Linked DNA regions of Homo sapiens: region 1 is linked to region 2. Evidence: chromatin loops called from intact Hi-C (ENCODE). Cell type or tissue: PC-3. All regions are shown on one strand. Links, peaks and the distances in the headings refer to the core of each region. The heading gives the core; the rest is flanking DNA. Region 1 has its middle 13 kb from the start of GDPD4. Region 2 overlaps PAK1 (p21 (RAC1) activated kinase 1).

Evidence for each region. Hi-C counts contacts between places; a loop is a spot of excess contacts. Peaks named below come from ENCODE experiments on the same cell type or tissue, not always from the same donor. Only the 100,000 strongest peaks of a DNase experiment are listed, where the experiment ranks them.
Region 1: it touches region 2 in a loop (2.3-fold over the local background); 1 of 110 quality-filtered maps calls a loop at or near these places.

What each region holds. Positions count from the first base shown.
Region 1 is chr11:77,312,155-77,316,552 of GRCh38, forward strand. It overlaps the pseudogene TOMM20P1. Among named protein-coding and RNA genes, the nearest start is that of GDPD4, 13 kb to the left of the region's middle. In PC-3, for the core only: no CTCF peak of the experiment used is centred there; a DNase peak (open chromatin) is centred at 1,837; H3K27ac peaks cover 462 bases.
Region 2 is chr11:77,368,099-77,372,496 of GRCh38, forward strand. The region is part of intron 5 of PAK1 (p21 (RAC1) activated kinase 1); the gene reads right to left. Among named protein-coding and RNA genes, the nearest start is that of GDPD4, 69 kb to the left of the region's middle. In PC-3, for the core only: a CTCF peak has its summit at 2,349; no DNase peak of the experiment used is centred there.

The DNA of each region.
Region 1 (4,398 bases), core at 138-4,137, 56 kb before region 2:
GGACAAGCTAGACATTGAGACCTGAGTCCATTGTTGACAGTTTCACAGGCAGGTGGGTAGTCTAGTGTAATTCAACAGAGTAGGAGAGGAAGCTGGAAGTGGTAAAATGTTATGAAACACTAGACTGTTTCCAGCTCTCCCCTGCTGCAGGTAGTAACTGATGGCTGATCCAATATTGTGACAGGTTAGCAAAGGAGCCACTGGCAGCCAATCAGAGATGCCTGGAAGAATGTGGGATAGCCTGAGTGACAATCCTCCCAGAGGGATCTAAGAACAAGGTAGTGCATCTTCCCTCCACTTATCTCCTACAATTTCAGGTATTCCCTTATTTCTGGTGAGGGGCTTCTTCTGAAAAAATCTATAACATCTGGCCCAGTACAATCACCTTAACAGGAAAACAGGAGTAGCCCCATCACCCCCTGTCTTCTTATATGACCCCATAGTAGTTGAACTGCATTTACTTGCACCCAAGGGTGAGGGCAAGCTAGCACAGTGCCCATGTGGCAAGGTATATAATAACATCAAATGCAGGATAAAGGTGTTAGTGTGACCTCAGATAGATCAGCTACACTAGATAGCCATGAGACAGCAGTGCCTTCAGGTTGGTGTCTGCCCACTCTTGGTATAGGGCATTGTGCAGAATTCCCAACTACCAAAGAGAATCAGGGTAACAAAAAAAAAAAGTGCAAAGGTGTGGAAAGGTATATCTAGGTTCAGGTCCCTGCAGTGCAGCTGTACTACTCTAGTTATTTTCTCATCCCCTAATTCCTAAGTCCAGATGGACCCTTGCAGGATGTGTTGGAAAGAATTCTGTTTTTTTTGTTTGTTTGTTTTTGTTTTTTGAGATGGAGTTTCACTCTTGTTGCCCAGGCTGGAGTGCAATGGCGTGATCTCAGCTCACTGCAACCTCTGCCTCCCAAGTTCAAACGATTCTCCTGCCTCAGCCTCCTGAGTAGCTGGGATTACAGGCATGCGCCACCATGCCCAGCTAATTTTGTATTTTTAGTAGAGACAGGGTTTCTCCATGCTGGTCAGGCTGGTCTCAAACTCCCGACCTCAGGCAAACCACCTGCCTCGGCCTCCCAAAGTGCTGGGATTACAGGTGTGAGCCACCACACCCGGCAGCTGGAAAGAATTCTAAGATGACCCACCAACATTCCCAGCCATTGGTGTACACATACCTTCTCCCAGTTATTCAATCTAGGTACTGTGGTGAAGGGGTTTGCAGATGTAATTAAGTTCTCCAATCAATTGACCTAGAAATAGGGATTATTTAGGCAAGCCTGATCTAATCACATGAACACTTTAAAAGTTTTCTCAGGCTTTCCGAGTCCTGGCCCACGGGCGTTGGGTATGAGCAGCGCCCTCCGCCCTCCGCCCTAAGGGTTCGTGGCCCACCGCTCCTTCGCAGTCCCTGCCGCCACCGTCCACGCTCTGCGTTGTAGAGAAGACAGTGGGTCGGAAGAGCGCCATCGCCGCCAGTGTATGTGGGGCCCTTTTTATCAGGTACTGCATCTACTTTTACCACAAAAGACGAAGTGACCCCAATTTCAAGAACAGGCTTCGAGAACGAAGAAAGAAACAGAAGCTTCCCAAGGAGAGAGCTGGGTTTTCCAAGTTACCTGACCTTAAAGATGCTGACGCTGTTCAGAAATTCTTCCTTGAAGAAACACAGCTTGGTGAAGAGTTACTAGCTCAAGGTAAATATGAGAAGGGTGTAGACCATCTGACAAATGCAATTGCTGTGTGTGGACAGCCACAGCAGTTACTGCAGGTCTTACAGCAAACTCTTCCACCACCAGTGTTCCAGATGCCTCTGACTAAGCTCCCAACAATTAGAGAATTGTAAGTGCTTAGAGCTTGGCTGAAGATGATGTGGAATGAGAAACAAATGTCAACATAATAAAATCTCAGTTAAAAATATTTAAGGCCGGGCGCGGTGGCTCATACCTATAATCCCAGCACTTTGGAAGGCCAAGGCAGGCGGCTCATGAGGTCAGGAGTTCGAGACCAGCCTGGCCAACATGATGAAACCCCGTCTCTACTACAGATACAAAAAATTAGCCGGGTGTGTTGGCGGGCGCCTGTAAGCCCAGCTACTTGGGAGGCTGAGGCAGGAGAATCGGTTGAACCAGGGAGGCGGAGGTTGCAGTGAGCTGAAACCATGCCATTGCACTTCAGCCTGGATGACAGGGTGAGACTCTGTCTCAAAAAAAAAAAAAAAAAAAAAAAAAAAAAAAAAAAATATATATATATATATATATATATATATATATAATTCTTGGTAGTTGAGCAGCTCCAGGGGAATAAGGGCAAATATGCTTGTTATGAACTACACTGAAATCTACCAAAGTTAATGTTTACTTTGTGTAGATCCATTTGTCTATTTTTTTCCCAGTGAAAAGTATATTTTGATAGAGAACTTTTCATTTTATAAATACACTATGAGTTACTGAAATATTATGGATTTTGTTTATTCCAGAAACATAGTTAAACTTTACATATGACATGGCTTATGTTAAAAATACCCAGTGGTCAGTTTTGAAAATAGGCAAAAAAAAAAAAAAAAAAAGTATAGGAGAAACTGAAGAATGCACACTTTTTTAGCTCATACATTTTGCTGTAAATCCGGAAATTTGGTAAACTTGGTTGTGTTTGTGAAAACTAGCATTAAAATTTTTGAGCGATCATTTATTTCCATTTAATCTCTTAGACATAAATATGTGAGGTATGCTGCTGTCCTGTGTTAACAACTTCATTCACTTTCTGTATATCGGTCTTGAAATGTTTTGTTTAAATCAGTGGGCTTAATGTGTTCTAGGTATTTACCTCCTTGGATTTTAAATACATGTAGTTGCAAATAGCACCAGGAATTAGAGCTATGTACACCCCTAATCTAGCCTTGTAAGATTCACCAGTTCCTGTGTGCTCACTTTCCCTCCATTTTTTACATGAGAGAATGCGTCCACTGATCACCAAAGTGTCCCTTTCAGCTTCTGATTCACTGGGTTCTGATGAGCATCTTTAAATCCACCTTAACCTAAGGAATGTGTGTGGGCAACCAGGCTTTGCGTTTTTTTATATTCTGAATTTTGCATGCTTGCCTTAGTATTTCCGAATTGATTTTTTTTCTTTTCTTTTCTTTTTTTTTTTTTTTTTTTTTTTTTTTGAGACAAGAGTTTCGCTCTTGTTGCCCAGGCTGGAGTGCAATGGCATGGTCTTGGCTCGCCGCAACTTCCGCCTCCCAGGTTCAAGCGATTCTCCTGCCTCAGCCTCCAAAGTAGCTGGTATTACAGGAATGTGCCACCACGCCTGGCTAATTTTTTTGTATTTTTAGTAGAGACGGGGTTTCTCCATGTTGGTCAGGCTGGTCTGGAACTCCCAACCTCAGGTGATCCGCCCCCCTTGGCCTCCCAAAGTGCTGGAATTACAGGCATGAGCCACCGCGCCCAGCCGAATTGATCTTTTTTTAATGGTATAACTATCTTGTTGATTTTCACTGAAATTATATGGTTCTGTCACTTCTCTGTAAATTAATCTGAAACTTTTAAGGTAACTGGGATGATCTGCTTGTAAAAATGTTTGTTGACTTTTGCTTTTATCATCGGTGTACCAAATCCTACTTCAGCTTGATTAATTTATCTTGTTAAACGATGAGAGTAAGTTACAACCTTGTGACTGAAAACTTGAAAATAATGGAGCAGGTGGGACCTCTTATTCTCAAATAGTGACATATTCTCCGTAGTCACAGATTCCATTTCAGAATTGAGTAAGGATCCTTGGTATTTGGTGGCATCTGTTGAACTGAGTAGCATTTCTCATTGTAAAGACTGCCTTTATTCTGTCTAAAAGTCTGTGGAGAGATCCCAAAGACTTTTCCTGTGTACTAGGCATTTTATTTTGGTTTACTTACAAACTCTTCTTAATCGTTATTAACCTTGGGTTTTTGTGGTATAGTGGAAGGAGAAATCGTTCTAGTTTCTGCCTCTGATTAGCCGCACAGCCTTGAGCAAGTCACATTTCATCTCTGATCTTACCTCTACTATTAGACTAGGTGACTCACATTTGAGGACCTTTCTCAGGTATCTTGAGGGTGTGTGATCTTGAACCCTTAAACAGTGCCTTTTTGGTGACATAGGATGCTTTTGGCAGGGGGGATGACCAGTGCAAACATGCCAGTTAGTTTTACTAGTGGGATCCCAAATCCAAAGCAGTGTAGTGGTGATTGGTCAGTGATTAACCAGTCAGCTAAAAAGTCTTAGGCACCAGCCCAGATGTATATAGAGGGGCAGTTAGAGAGAAAACAGGGGTGGGAAAGGGAGCAACGGGCAGACAGCTCAGCATGGAAAAAAGGGGCTCAGAAAAAGGAGGGCTGGCTGGAGGAGTGAAGAGCAGCTT
Region 2 (4,398 bases), core at 139-4,138:
AGGGCAGAGTTTCCAGGCCGAAAGAGTTCACAAAGCTCCCTGCAGTATAAATAGATGTAAATAGGAATATAATTGTGAAATTTCTAAGCAATGGTGACAAAGACGACCCTACAAGCTTTCTGAGTAGAAAAAAAGATTGGTCACATACAGAGAAGGATAAATAAAATGGCTTTGGACTTAGCAGTACCGAAAGCTAGATGACAAAAGTGTAATGTTTTCCAAATTCTGATGAAAAAATATGTGTAACCTGCAATTCTATAAGCAGCTGAAGTATTAATTAAACGTGAGGGTAGCATAGAGAACGCCCCATTTTGAGACCTGAAAGGTATTATTAAATGTTTACTTTCCATTTACTTTCTTAAAGCTACTAGAGGATATGCTCCACCAAATTCAAAAGTAAACAAAAAATAATGTAGGCGTGGCATAGAAAAAATAGGAATACCAACACAAAAATGCAAAGGGATTGCCAAGACAATGGTGAAGGAAGATCCCAGAATGAGAGCTACTTATTACAAGTCCTACTTGACTTTTTAATCAAATACCTGGATAATAATATTTTTTATTTATTTTTTTTTTGAGATACAGTCCCACTCTGCGGCCCAGGCTGGAGTGCAGTGGCATGATCTCGGCTCACTGCAACGTCTGCCTCCCTGGTTCAAGTGATTCTTTTGCCTCGGCCTCCTGAGTAGCTGGGATTACAGGCACACAACACCAAGCCCAGCTAATTTTTTTGTATTACAGGCGTGAGCCACCGCGCCTGGCCGGTAAAAATACTTTTAAGTGAGTATTCTTAATCACCATTAACCCCAGAGGTAATTGATGTTACTATTTGGTATTTAGCCTTTCAGAAGTGATCTGTGGGTGGTAAACCTTGATCTTCACATGTCCAAACATACCTTTATATTGACACCTTATAGTTAAATGTTAGTTTGATTAGGTACAAAATTCTTGGTTCTAAACAATTTGCCTCATCCCTCTGAAGATACTGCTGTTTTTTCCACTATTTCTAATGAGATGTCTGATGCTAATGTTCCTTTGGACATGAACTATATTCTCTTTGGAGGCTTTTAAGATTTTTCTCTTTATTCTTGGATCTCTTTTCAATTATCTGACTTGGTCATTAACAGGCCCTTCATCTGAAGACTCATGCCTTTCTTCAGCTGGGAATTTTTTCTTCTATTTTTTCTTTATTTTTTTACTCTACTGCCTCTGTTCTCTGCTTATGCTTGAATCCCCCTGACCAACCCTCTATTGTCATTTATTCTCAAATTTTCTATCTTTTATATTTTATATTATTAATTCCCTATTCACTTATATGCATTTGTTGTTTAAACCTTATACATTTCTTTTTTTTTTTTTTTTTTTTTGAGATGGAGTCTCGCTTCGTCACCCAGGTTGGAGGGCAGTGGCATAATCTCAGCTCACTGCAACCTCTGCCTCCCAGGTTCAAGTGATTATCCTGCCTCAGCCTCCCAAGTAGCTGGGATTACAGGCATATACCCCCACACCTAGCTAATTTTTATATTTTTAGTAGAGATGGGGTTTCACCATGTTGGCCAGGCTGGTCTCGAACTCCTGACCTCAGGTGATCCACCCGCCTCAGCCTCCCAAAGTGCTGGGATTACAGGTGTGAGCACCGCACCCAGCCATAAATTTATGTCTTATGTTTTTAATACTAAGAACATTCTTTCCTCCTCTGATTGCTCTAATAGCAGGGTGTTTTTGTAGATGAAACATCTACAGATCCTCTCTGAAAATACTAGATTTTTTTAAAAGTTATTTCCTGACTTATCTACTTCCTCTGGGGCTAATTTTCCTTCCTTATCTTGGTTCCTCTCTTTAATGTTGTGTTTCTCTCAAATGTCTGCAGATCCTTAGCTATTCATTCATATTTATAAGTGAAGGATAGATTAGTGTATGTAATTAGCATTAGTTTTTCTGAAACTTATGTAAGTCTGTTTTTCCACTGTCCTACTCTGAATGGGAGGTCTGATACGATCTGTTTGTGAGTTATAGATAGATGGTTATTGGCAAGTGTTACTTTAGGGTATGTAGGCATGGAAAAGTAGAGATTCCCCTCCTCCCAGGTATCAAAAGTATGAGAAATTTACTCTTGGGATGGAAAACTTTAATGTATTTTCCTTCACTGCAGAGCTACTTCTCCTGTTTCCTTTTCTTTATATCTGCGGTAGAATTTTGCAGTTAACTCAGGTTCCTCTGTTTCTCTCTGAGGCCCCTATACCCACAGCAAGAGCTTTCCTCAAGTAGGCAGTTTACTTTCTTCAGAAAATTAGCTGATTTTAGCTTAGAATCAAATGCACCTGCTGCCTTTTGTTCACTGTAAGGAGGAGGCTGCCCCTACTGTTTCAAAGGTAGAATTAAATTAATTTACCCTTGAAGATGACCCATGACTCTTTCCTGCTTCTTGTATATATTCTTTCAGCCCATTTTCTCTGGAGCTACTTTCATTTTCCTAGGCATCTTCTCTTACACATACTTTAAGCTGTGGCTTCTTCTGCTCTGATCAATCTGACCTTTTCTGCTTTCTATCTTCCATGAATTCCTCACAACAGTTGATTTATGTCATGCTTTTGTTTCAGAGCATTGCTTTTAATTTGGTTTTTAAGAAATCTTTTCTGAAATTAAGAAATTTGAGATAGCAAGAGAGATGGGCACATGAATTCAGTTTACTATCTTGATCCAATTTCCAAAGAAATCTAAGATGTTAGTTTAGACATCACATATCCAACTACATCAATCTTCTACTTAAAATAGTCCCTCAGCTCCAGCACAAAGTCCAAGCTCTCTGGCCTAACATACTGGATCCTTAACCCAACTTTTGTTCATGCTGTCCATCAGACAGGAAAGCACTGCCTTTTTCTCTGCCTGGTATCATTACCTGATGCTTACTTAACACTATATTATAAATCCTTGTTTACATGTTCTGATTCATCACAAAAATTGTGAGACCAAGAGCAGAGATCTTACTAGTCCTTGACTTCTCAGCACCCAAAGAACTTATCATGTGGTAACTATTCATTTTATAAATGAGAATCAGGCATTAAAATGCCATGGAATCTTAGAGTCAGATCTCAGACCAGTGAACCACAGATAACAGAATTTAGAGCTAAAAGGGACTTTAAGATTATGTTTGTTAAACGAACAAAGCTTTAAGGCCCAAGAACTCTGCAAACTTCCTTGTACTTCAGAGCAGAATAAATCACTCCATCAAATATAACCCTATTGTACATTATTCATGCCTCTCTTGCAGCCCTTATCTCCCCAGTCTGTCATTAATTTTTTTTCTCAAGGATTAAGACAGTGCACGTTCATTTTTGTGTCACTTGTATTTTGGCATAAAGAAGATACTAAGTCAATATTTAGGGTATGAGTGAATACATGAATGCTCAGGAGAGCAGAATTTTGTGCTGGTTTCTACTACTAACTCATTCAAACGTAGGGAGTGAGTCACTTAATCTTTCTGAGTCTTAATTTCTTAGGCAGCAATTATATTTGATTATTTCACAAGTGGAATCATCTGTTTGAAACCAACATGGAAAATAATGACATGCTACCATAATACAAAACATATCCTCCATGTAAAACTAGTAAGGATATATAGAGCACTGAGCTAGTGCTGGACAAATGTTCTGAACTAGGGGAGAACAATGTCCTTGACAGCCTTAGTGGTTTTAATTGTAGATACTAAACCAGTACAAGTTTTTACCAAGCAGGTGTTATCCTCCCTGCCATATGGCATGAACCCCAGGGCTCTTCCTCCTCAATAACAAACAACATAGCTACAGCTTTACTGCAGTCTCCTTTATAAGACCTCAATGACATCTTTTTTTGTTCCTTGCCACAGTGAAAAGAACCCTAAACTGAGATTCACAAGACTCAGTTGTAATGTGGTTCTAATTATAAGTCTTCAGGAAACTCTGTTTTTCTGCCTATGAAATGGAGATGACAATACTTTGTACATAAGTAATTGTGAGGCTAATCATGCTTACATAAAGTTTTTAACACCGTGCATCGCAGGCACTCAATATTGATAGCTATCACTCTTCCTACAAAAGCATAAAGACATTTGAGCCACAAAGCACAATTCGGCTTAAAGCCTCTTCTTTAATAATTTACTATTCAAAGATCCTATATTTGCAAATTCTTTCCCATCTTTTAATCACATCTCTTCTATTTGATGAAAGGCAGCACAAATCAGGGGAAAGCAGTATAGGCTGGGAATCAGATGCCTATTGCCATTAACTCTTTTCCATTTCAGTTTTATCATCTACAAGGATAATAACTTACCTCAGTAAGCTCCTGTGAGGATTCAGAGAGTCAGTAAGAAAGGATCCAACAGGTTGCAAGGCACTGAACGTGTGAATATTGTTTTTTATA